2 separate regions of the Homo sapiens genome follow, and region 1 is linked to region 2. A link is a contact called in ENCODE Hi-C data. All regions are on one chromosome and are shown on one strand. Each heading gives the region's core, a stretch centred on a gene start or an enhancer-like site at or near the end of the contact. The rest is flanking DNA. Distances are from core to core; before and after follow the strand shown.

The links. A loop is a pair of places that touch in the nucleus more often than their neighbours do. Pooled maps may share reads with other maps.
Region 1: a loop to region 2 is called in a map of naive thymus-derived CD4-positive, alpha-beta T cell, with 23 times the contacts of the local background. The contact joins the promoter of ASCL2 here to the enhancer-like site in region 2. A Hi-C loop is called at or near these places in 1 of 168 maps with a recorded cell type or tissue (naive thymus-derived CD4-positive, alpha-beta T cell), 1 of 37 single-sample maps with no recorded cell type and 7 of 50 pooled maps.

The regions. Positions count from the first base shown.
Region 1 is chr11:2,268,063-2,273,496 of GRCh38, forward strand. ASCL2 (achaete-scute family bHLH transcription factor 2) reads right to left here and starts at 2,526. Exons shown (of 2, transcript NM_005170.3): 1 at 1,671-2,526; 2 at 436-1,064. The coding sequence starts at 2,270. The coding sequence ends at 1,689.
Region 2 is chr11:2,418,407-2,423,655 of GRCh38, forward strand. TRPM5 (transient receptor potential cation channel subfamily M member 5) reads right to left here. Exons shown (of 29, transcript NM_014555.4): 5 at 4,937-5,099; 6 at 4,514-4,644; 7 at 3,735-3,915; 8 at 2,626-2,792; 9 at 1,816-1,999; 10 at 121-185. The coding sequence starts at 4,630. Among named protein-coding and RNA genes, the nearest start is that of TSSC4, 20 kb to the left of the region's middle. Within about 2 kb of position 1,770, at least 2 of the 41 ENCODE cell types and tissues checked have a DNase peak (open chromatin) inside an H3K27ac peak, as active enhancers do.

The sequences.
Region 1 (5,434 bases), core at 1,276-3,775, 150 kb before region 2:
GTGGGTCTGGTCAAACCCATTTGCAAGTTAACCCACTTGCCCTGGGCTGCCCAGCTGCCACGTTAGTGGAGATCTGAGCGTGGTGGCCTGCGCAGGAGCCCATGCCCTCAGCCCCACAGCCGGTGCTCTCTGGTCAGACCACCTCAGCCTAGCCCCACACCCAGCACTTACCCCAGCCCTCGGGATGGGTCAGCAGCCTCCAGCCTGCAGCTTCCAAGCCAGCGAGTAGCCCTGTCTGGACAACCCACCAGCCCACCACCTCCTGGAGGATGCCCCCAGCCTCACAAGGTGTCCCAATGGCTCCGCTATCAACGGCCTGGCTGCACTCCAGATCTCACCCAGACCCACCCTACGGAGGAGGCAGCAGGGTTTGAGGAGTAGTGACCACGGAAGTCTGGCCGTCACCTGGGAAGTGTAGGTGATAGGAGCCACTGGTAAACAGAACTGATTTATTTATAAAGTTCACGCTCCCTTGAAGAGGTGTGCCCCACACAGGCTTCTCCCTAGCAGAGCAGCAGTGCCCACAAACCCACCCCAGGGTGGGCTGTCACGGGGGCCTCACGCCAGGGACCCCGCCCCTCAGGGACTGCTCGTGTCCAGATCTTGGCCAGCATGGAAAACTCCAGATAGTGGGGGCAGGGGTCCAGGTCATCTTTATTACGCCCCAGGTCAAGGGTTCTTTGTACAAAAATAGGTCTCCGTTTGCCAGCAGTGTCCCTCCAGCAGCTCAAGTTAATGTGTAGAAAATGGATTCTCTGTGCCCTTAGAAAATCCTCTCCCCTCCGGAAAAATCTCCAAGTGTTGGTGCCCCCCGCCCCACTGCAGTCGAGAAGCTGTGGGGAGGGGCGGCGTCGGAGGAAGCCGCCAGCCCTTATGGGGCCAGCTCCAAGCCCGTTTCCACCGCGGCATTGGTCAGGCTGGGCCGGACGAACGAGGCGGCGTCGGCGGTGCGGGGGGTGGTGGGTGGGTCCCCGGCTCGCTGGGGGCGGAGCGCGGGCCGGTCCACCTGGCGGGCTCCCCGGCGATGAGCGCGCCGGCCGCTCGCTCGGCTTCCGGGGCTGAGGCTGCGGGGGGAAGGTGGGGAACCAAACGCGCGTCAACGCGGGCGCGGGCCCGGGGCAGACCCCGCCCGGGCCGGCCCTGCCCGCACCTCCCCCAAGCGAAGTCGGCAGTTTCGTTTGCTCGGTTGGTTTTGGAGTCTTGAGTCCGTGGGTGCCGCGACTCGGTCTGAGACACGGCGGGGGCGGGGCGGGCGCTCGGAGCCGCGGTGAGTCAGGGCTCCGCGCCCGCCGACTCATTTCTGCCGCCCCGGCCCGGGAGCGCGATTTGCAATGCAAAGTCACCCCGCCTCCAGCACCCCAATCTGCCCCAGGATCCGCCAGCACTAGAGACCTCAACGGCCCGACGGCCGCTCCCCTCCCCTCGTCTACCCCTCCCTCGTCGGCGGCTGAGCCGCGAGGGGAAGTTTTGCAATCCCGGACAAACAAACGCCGGTCTTGCACGGGCTTGAAAAACTTTGGGGGAAATGAAGAGTGAGCGAAATCGAAGCCATCGCTCGGGCCTGGCGCTCGGCTCCGCGGGCTCCTGGGGGCGCGACCCGCCGGGCCTGCCCACCCCGTCCCTCCACCCCGGCCCCCGGCCCTCCCTCCTCCCTGCCTCCCGGCTGTTACCTCATAGGTCGAGGGCGCTCAGTAGCCCCCTAACCAGCTGGAGAAGTCGAGTAGCTCGCGCTCCGCAGGACTCAGCGCGCCTTCGCAGCCGCTGTCGTCCGACGAGTAGGCGGAACGCGGGGAGCCGGGCTCCGAGCTGCCCCCGCGGCCCGGGGACGAAGAAGCGCGGGAGGGCGAGGCGGCGACCGGGGTGGTCCCTGGCGGCCCGCGGGGCGCAGACGGCCGCACGGCCTGCGGCCTCAGCCCTCCCGCCAGCGCGTTGCGCACGGCGTCGTGCTCGGCCAGCAGGCGCTGCAGCGCGCGGATGTACTCCACGGCTGAGCGCAGCGTCTCCACCTTGCTCAGCTTCTTGCTGGCGCCGCCGTGCGGCACGTGCTGCCGCAGCGCCTGGAAGCCCAAGTTCACCAGCTTCACGCGGTTGCGCTCGCGCTCATTGCGCCGCGCTACGGCCGCTGCGCCGCCTCCGGTCTCTGCGGTGGCCGGTCGCCGCCGCCGGCTGCAGCGCAACAGTTCCGGGGACGCGGGTCTCCGCCGGGCAGCGCAGCCGACAGGGACGGGGGGCGCAGGGGGCGCGGACCTGGGCAGTGTGCCGCCGTCCATCGCGCCTGCATCCACCCGCCCGCTCCAGGTCCCGGCGCGCCGCAGGAAGGTGCAGGCAGAGGAACCGGAGGCGACGGGGAAAACTGTGGCGCCCCAAGGGGGCTTCTGGCACGGCGCCGCCAGGCAACTCCCCAGGGCACGCGTCCTAGGTCGTCTGGAGCCCGGGGATAGGAGGCCTAGTGGTGGCAGGCCGTACGCGCCAGGGAGCGTGGGACGCTCGTGTCCCGCGCGTGCGGCCGGACTCTCCCAGGTCTCCGCAGGCGCGGCGCAGGCGGCTGGTTTTTAAATGTATAGATAACCCTCCTCCGCGCCGCCGCCGTCGCCTTTCTCACGCCCTCCTTCCTTCGCCTCGCCCTCCCGCCACGCTTCGCCCTCCCCCTCGCGCGATCACATTCTGTAAGGCCCAAAGCGTGCGCATGTCCCCCTAGCCCATCCCCCGGACGCAGTCCACAGATCCCCAGTGCGCCCAACTGGCGAAATCTGCGAGTTCCCGGTGCGCCCCCTGCTCCCGGCAGGTGCTTAGTGCGCCCCCAAAGCAAGGTACGCAGGTCCTGGGTTGAGCCTTCCCGTACCCCCACCCTAACCCCGCGCGCAGCCCCGCCAGTCCCAAGAGCCGCCAGACCTTCGCACGCGCAGCGCGCGCTGTGGGAGGGAAGGCGCGGCCCTGGCGACAACACGGCTGTTCGGGAGGCGCGCAAGATCCCCGGGGGCAGCACGCGCCGCGCAGCCCACACCCACGCCCCACCCTCCTGGGGCCGAGGAGGCGGGGGCCAGGGTCTCAGCCAATCGTGGGCCACCCGTTTGGCCAATCGCGCAGGGCGCGGCTCCACGCCCGGCCCCATTGAGGAAGCGCGTACGCGTGGCGCGTGGCTCACGGGGAGCATCGCTAACAAAGCTGGGTTCCTGCTGGGCCCCGCCCTGCTCCTCGCCCCCGCGACTGGGCTGGGCGCGCTGTCCCCTAGCGCAGCTATGTCCCGAGCGCGCCCCCACCTGTGCGTTAATCTACTGGGAATGGGGGTGGACTGCGCCTTACCTGGGGCGGGGTGGGGCTTAAGGAGTGGTCGAGACTGAGGCGGGGTGGGAGGTTCAGGTTCCCGGGGCGCCTTCCCCAACCCGCCCCGCTTTCCCCGTCCCTCCACGCGCACCCTGCCTGTGGTTTCCGTGCGCCCCCGGCCTGAGGGCTCTGGGCGGCACCTTAACCCGGAGGGCCTGGAGGTCTGCACCCGACCGCCTTGTGCCAGGACGGTCAGGTCCACGCCCTCCCCCACCGTGGCTCCCTCCATCTGCAGTATCCCCCACCTCCAGCCCGTCCTGCCCTCCTGTTCTCCGTCTCGCTTCCCGTCGGTGCCTCCGGGATCTCACAGCCCTCGCACCTCTTTTGTGACCCAGGCTGTTTTTCTGCACCCCCCTCTCCCCTGAGGGCACTGAGATTGGGCCATTGGCCTGAAGGTCTCTGGGAGCAGCACCCTTCCAGGGGAGGTGGGACGTCGAGAACTTCTCCCTAAGAGATGCGGGGAAATGGTGGGGCCTGAGAGTGCAAACACTGCAGAAATGCGAAAAATGTAGTGTTAACGGAAGAGTTTAGGTCCTGCCTCACTGTCCGGGAAACGCGTGCCCTCGGGGGAGCCTTTGCCAAGCCGGTTTTTCCCGAAGGTGACCAGATGCTCCTGGGCCACTGCCTCTGAGACCTCAGGGAACGGAGATTTTTGTGGACCCAGCTGCCTGGAGCTGCTTTCCTGTTCCGGCCGGAGGAGGTGAGGCCCAAGACCCCTCCTGGGAGCCTGGGGGCAGATAGCCAGTGTTTACTGCCAGCCTCGGGGTGCCCACCTGCTCCCATTACCCTGCAGGATGCTGCTGGCTGGCCCACCTGGGCCCCCAGCACACCTGTGTCTCGAGTACGCCTGGCCCTCCTGCCTTGGGAGGGGCCGGAAGAGTAGCACCTGCCTGGGAGCTGGTGGTCTGCGGTCTCTATTTGGCAGATGAGGAAGCCGACTTGGAGAGAACCCTGGATGTGTCCACAGTCACTCCTCCGCCCAGTGGAGCGATCCAGGCAGAAATCGGGGCCCTGAGTCTGAATCCGGGTTCTGCAACCAGGGCAGATGCGGGCTTGCCTCTGCTCCCTGTCCCTGGTCTGAGAGCCCATTCTTCCCAGATGGTCACTTGGCAAATCACAGCCTGGCATGGATTGTTCTGCCCTCCTTCTGCTGCCTCCCTCCTTCCCCTTGTCAAGGCTGCAAGACCAGGATCTAGGAACGATCCTGGAGCCCTGCAAACTAGGCCTTGGAAATCCCTGCTGGATTTCCACCTCCCGGGCTGGGAGCCCCTCGGTCATCTGTTGCTGTGTAAGGAGCCACCAGGATTTTAGCGGTCTGAACAACGATGTATTATTTCTCAGGATTCTGTGACTTGATGGGTGGGCCCTCTGCTGCTCTGGGTGTGGCTGCATACACCCCGGGGGTCAACAGGGACGAGCGGTACAGCGGCTGGGTTGCTCTCTACCCGGTCTTCGTCCAAGCCCCTCCACAGCTGGTAAGATCTCCGGAGCAGGACCTGCAAGCCCTCTTCAGATCACCCCAGAACTTCCTGTCTAAAAACTGAAGCCTCTCACTGCCCAGGCATGGCTTCTTGCTACCCTGCCCTCAGGCACAGTCCTGCACCCACCTGCGTCTGCTGTGCCATGTCCAGGCCAGTCCCCCCCCACCACCAACACCTCTCTCTATCTTCATCCTCTTCCCAATCTGGTCCTCCCACCGCTGTGGAAACCCCGTCTGCCCCCAAAGCCTAGCTTAAAAATAATTCCCTAGGGACCTGTGTCTCTCCCTGCCTCGGCCCCTCCTTCATTCCTGGGTGCCTCCGGCTGTGCAGCATTTGACACTGCAGCACCCCCCTTAATTCGGAAGCATGCTGTCTCCTGGACTGGTGAGTCTCCACACTATCTGAGCCGTCTTCTCTGGAACTCTTGGCCTCTCAGTCCGTTCTGAGAATACAGCCTTGGTAAGCACGGTGCCCACATGAATGTTTCCAGCAGCAGGATTCAAAATAGCCACATGTCCATCAACAGATGAGTGGATAAACAAAACATGGTCCAGAATAATGGAAGATTACTCAGCCCTAAAAAGAGACGAAGCTGGTGAACCTCGAGAACACGAGGCCGCGTGAACGAA
Region 2 (5,249 bases), core at 520-3,019:
ATCTGGATGCAGGTGTCAGGGGTGCCCCCATCCCTTCAGCCCTGTCCCAGGGGTGCCCAGAACCCACCGCACCCCTCCACAAGGCTTCGGCCAGCCAGGGGGCCTCAGCCAGGCCCCTACCTCCAAGGTGTTGGGATCACCATTGACCAGCAAGCAGAGGACAGGGATCTCGATGCTGCCAGTGCCTGTGGACAGGGCACCCGTGAGGCCTGAGGACCCTCCGCCTGGGGTGACCACCCGGATCTCAGGCTCTCAGGCCACCACATTTTCTGGCCAAAAGCTGGCTCTTCCGAATAAAGTGTGGGCTTCGTCTGGGCCACGTGACACAGGCTGCTTATTACAGCCCCTGCCATATGAGGGCCGAGGGCTCCAATGCTAACCTACACTACCCAGCACGCGCACTTTGTGGCAACAGCTGGCATATGGCTGTTAAAACACAAAGTGACGTGGAAGAAACGGAGCACCCAGCCCTACAGGTGCACTGCCACACTGCACGCGCTCATGCTGAGCATGGCAGAGGCAGCATCTCGACCATCGAGGGAGCTCTGCTGGGTGGGCTGCGCCTGACCACTCAGCAAACTGAAGAGGTACAGGAGGGAGTCTTCAGGTTTCTCCCCCAAACAGAAGCTGGAAATGAGATGTCTATATGTGAAGCCCCCAGAGAGGCCTGGACCTGCCCCTGTCTTCTGTGAGGGAGTGAACTGCCTGGAGGTGCCTTAGAATCACCCACAGGGAACTGGGCTCGCAGGCGGGCCCCTGACTTTGAAAGGTGCCTCCTGATTGAATCTGGAGGATAAATCAGGCCTGGCCAAACGGTGCCCGGGCCAGCAGGGCTTCCGCAGAGCAGAGCCAGACCCTCCGCCTGTGTCCCTAGAGTTTGACGAGACTTTGTGTTTTCAATTCTAAAGAGTGCTCAGTTGACCGGGCACAGTGGCTCATGCCTGTAATCCCAGCACTTTGGGAGGCCAAAGCAGGCAGATCACCTGAGATCAGGAGTTCAAGACCAGCCTGGCCAACATGGTGCAACCCCGTCTCTACTGGGAAAAAAAAAAAAAAAAAAAGAGCCGGGCATGGTGGCACATGCCTATAATCCCAGCTACCCGGGAGGCTGAGGCAGGAGAATTGTTGGAACCTGGGAGGTGGAGGCTGCAGTGAGCCGAGATTGCACTCCTGCACTCCAGCCTGGGGGATGGGGGACAGAGTGAGATTCTGCCTCAAAAAAAAAAAAAAAAAACAGAGGGCTCAGTTGGCCTTGCCAAGAAATTACAATTCTGTTTCTAAATATTGTATATTGTTCATAGATGTTATAAATAATTATATGCTTTGTTTATGAATATTATTTACACACTAGCGTTTTCTTAGTAAGTCCAGCTTTTGAACGTGCGACTGGCCAGAGGTGCCCATTTCTCGGGTGACGCTGCCCTCTGGCGGCAGCATACCTCACGCCTGGCGGCGGGAAGTAGCCCTCTTTCAACTCACGATCTCATTTTGCCTCTTAGAGTCCCGGAGCCTCTGACCACGGCAAGGCCCAGTGAAAACAGAACTGCACCTGCTCTGGTGGGAATGTCACTGTCCAGTCAGAGCCACTCTGTCCAGCTGTGCCTCCTTCACCACTCTGCCCAGACAGCTCCTCCTCCCAGGCCCCCACGGCCCAGGCCCCCACGGCCCAGGTCTCGGTGCTCAGGCATGCGGGGTGCGTTCTGCCTGGGAAGCCCTCCCCCTTCTCCCTGGCGGTCACCCCCACTCTCCCACAGGCGGGTCCCTGGATCCCCACTGGGTCCCAAGGCTTCCCTGGGTGGCTGGGGCGGGTCTCACCCCCGTAGCCCGCCCTCTGCTCCGAGATGTGCTTCTCCAGCCTCAGCCGCAGCTCCGTCAGCCCATCGCCCTTCCCCGGGGGGCCTGGCTCCACCAGGATGAAGTGGGAGAGGTTGCTGTCCAGTGAACAGAGGGGGCCCTGGCTGCCGCCGTCATCCTCAGGGTAGTGGACAGGAAAATCCTCCTGCGCCCATGCAGGGAGACGAGGCTGAGCCCTCGAGAGGCAGCTTGGGCTGGTCCCGCTGCGGGATCCTCCCTGCCAGGCCGTGCACACCACGCCATGGGGCCCCGCACAAGGCTTCTGCCCGAGCCTTGGTTTCCCCACCCTTCAGACAAAAGGAGGGACGAACAGCTGGGGCCCGGGGACCCTCCTTCGACAGTCAGGGGCAGGGGCGGTGGGGAGCGGGTTCTTTTAGACAGAACCATGGAGACAGCCCAGGCTGCCGGGAGCACCTCCTTCCCGACTCTAGGGCTGGCGTCCAAACATCCACCAGGGGCTGCCCGGGCCTCCCTCGGTAGTGCCTTAGACAGACCCCAGCATGGGGGACGGAAGCTGCTTGCCCAGGCTTGGAAAGGGCTCGGGGCCTGGGCCCGTGTGGTACAGGAGGGGGTGAGGGCCCGCGCCACAGTCTACGCTGGCCGTTCCCTATGCGGTACTGCCACCTGCCGGCCGTGTGCTGGCTCTGCCCGCTCCCTGCTCTTCCTCCAGCTCGAGTCCTGTCCTCCCAGAGCTCTGCCCGCTGCCCAAACCCTTCTGAGCCCCTGCCTCCAGGCCCCCAGCGGTCGTGGTGCTGGGAGCTGGACGTGCACCTGGGCCTCCTCCAGAATGCGGCGGTGCAGGACGCGGCCCAGCGAGGCCATGCCGACAGCAACCACACGGACCTTGGTGGACGTGCTGGCCAGCGAGTGGTCGCGCACGGCCTGCCCGACATGCCTGGCCAGGCCCACGCGGAGGGCACTGGTCAGGATCCAGGCTCCTGTGGGGATGGAAGAGGGCCTCGTTGTGCCGCACGCCCCAGGTCTTCCCTAGCTGGCCCCACGCCCTAACCCCTAGGCCCAATCAGCAGCCAGTTACCTGGGAGCCAGGGGTGGGTGCTGGGGAATGCCTCACGGTGGGGTGGGGAAGCCGAGGCCCAGAGAGGGCAAGGCACCCACCCAAGGCTGCTCAGCAGCAGAACTGGCTGGGCCCAGAACCTGTGAAGTGGCACCCCCACCCCACCTGGAGCGCACAAACTGGGGTCCAGTCCCCCCACCGTGCTCCCTCCGGGACACATCCGACACAACTCTGTCCAGCTGCCTCTGCTGGGTGAGAATCCCAGGATGTTTTCCCAAATGACAAAGCCCTCGGCCCTTGTCTGGCTGGAAGATCTCTTTGGGTTTGCCACAGTCATTTAGTGAGGGATCCTGAAACCTCAAGTCCTTTTCTCCTGGGTGTTGTATAGGCCAAGCTGCCTCAAAAAACAGCCCAGCCATTGGACTCTGGCCCCTGCAGCTGGCGGCCCGACTGCTTCCCCAAGGGGTCCCACCCTGTATACACCCGGGTGCTCTGGTCCCAGGTGAGTGGGAGCAGGGACATCTCATGGCGGCCCATGGGCCCTGCTAGTGGAGGGGGCAGCTCTAAGGAAGGGCCAGGCCCAGCTGGGGGAGGTCCTGGTCCAGTACGTAGGCACTGCTGCACCTGTGGGTACTGCAGAGGACGGGCTGAGAGTTTCGGGAAATGTTCTCGTGATGGCCTGGAGAGTCAGGGGGTCTGGCTGCCGTGTGGGGTGGGAGCATTGCCTGTGCCGGGTGGGGGGACAGTCAGGGGGTCTGGCTGCCCTGTGGGGTGGGAGCACTGCCTGTGCCGGGTTGCGGGGACAGTCAGGGGGTCGGGCTGCCCTGTGGGGTGGGAGCGCTGCCTGTGCCGGGTGGGGCCTCACCTGTGCTCTGAGCCGCCTTCACCAGCCCCTTGCGCAGCACATCCCGCAGCCAGGACTTCATGGCGAAAGGCTGCTCCTCACCCACCAGGGACACCACCAGGTTGGGGGCCGGCAGGTGCCACTCAGCAAGCAGCAGGTCAAAGAGCACAGACGGGGCCACTCCGCTCGGCACCCGTACAAACTGCAAGGCAGGTCTGCAGCTCAGGGCTTTCGGGGCACGGGGCATGGGAGCTGCTGGGCATTGGGGGGGGCTGGACACAAGGGGGCACTGGGGAGGTGCTGAGCATGGGGGGACACTGGGCACTGGGAGGTGCTGGGCATCAAGGGGGCTGGACACAGGGGGTACCGGGGAGGTGCTGGGCATTGGGGGCAGGTAGCAGGAGGAGAGTGGCCCCCAATATCCCTTCTGGGACAGGGCCAGTCCTCCCTTGACCTGCTGTGTGACCTGGGCAGTCCTGACCCCTCTCTGGGCTGGCATCCCCCTCAGTGAGCCGAGGGCGCTGGACAGAGGTGGGGCCCTGGATGCACTTGACCTTGCACCTCCAAATCTCTCGGGGGGACTTCAGGGGTCCCGGTTATTGCAGGGAGGTAGGAGGCCGGCCAGAGCCACTCCTTCCAGCTCTGGAACTCTGCCTGTCTGGGGGCTCTGAATATGGCCCCAGGGGAGCAGACCCCAGGGGTGAGGAGGACCCTGGCACTCAGCTTCCAGGGAAGGAAATGGGGCCTCATGGGTTCCAGGTCAAGGCGGACATCACCTGAGGCCTGGGGCCTGCCCTTACCTTGCCTCGCTTCTTCCCAGACCCTCCAAAGTTGACCTCGCCCCTGTGCAAGCCCAGCTCCCGCCGGTCTTCAGCATCCCCGGGGCTTCCGGGACGGGGGCCTTGGACATCCTGCATGGTGGCCTCTAGAGCTGCAGGGATACCCTGGCCCTTGAGGGCTGAGAAGGCCCATCCCCACCTCCCTCCCCTCAGGGGGCTGGCTCTGCTTTCCCCTGGGAAGCCCCTCTCCAGCCAACATGCACAAGGAGACCTGGGGACTGCCCCCAGGCATCTCTGCCCCAGGGACCTTCTCTCCAGCCAGGCCCTGCCCAGCGACCCCCTGCAGCTCCGACACTCGCTGTAGCACCGCCCCAACCAAGCTCCTTCCCAGGTGAGGATGGGATGTGTGGGGCTCCGCTGTCAGCGCCTGGTTCCTCTACTCACCCCACTCAGGGCACCTCAGGTTGGCCACACCTGCAGACATTTCTCCAGAGGCCTTTTGTGGGGATGACCTGGAAACTCCGAAAGACTCAGCAGAGGCCTTGCAGTCCCCTGGCCACACAGCCCACCCGCTCCCAGGACAGGGATGTGGAGACCCTGGGTGCACCTGGGTAGAGGTGAAAAGGTGAGACAGGTGCCCTCAGCTCAAGTGCAGGAGGCGGTGTGGACGAGAGACCACCTTCCTTGCCCAGGAGGTCCAGGAGGCCCAGGACACACAGAGAGAGGAGGCCTTGCCCCGGCCCACACAGCATCAGCA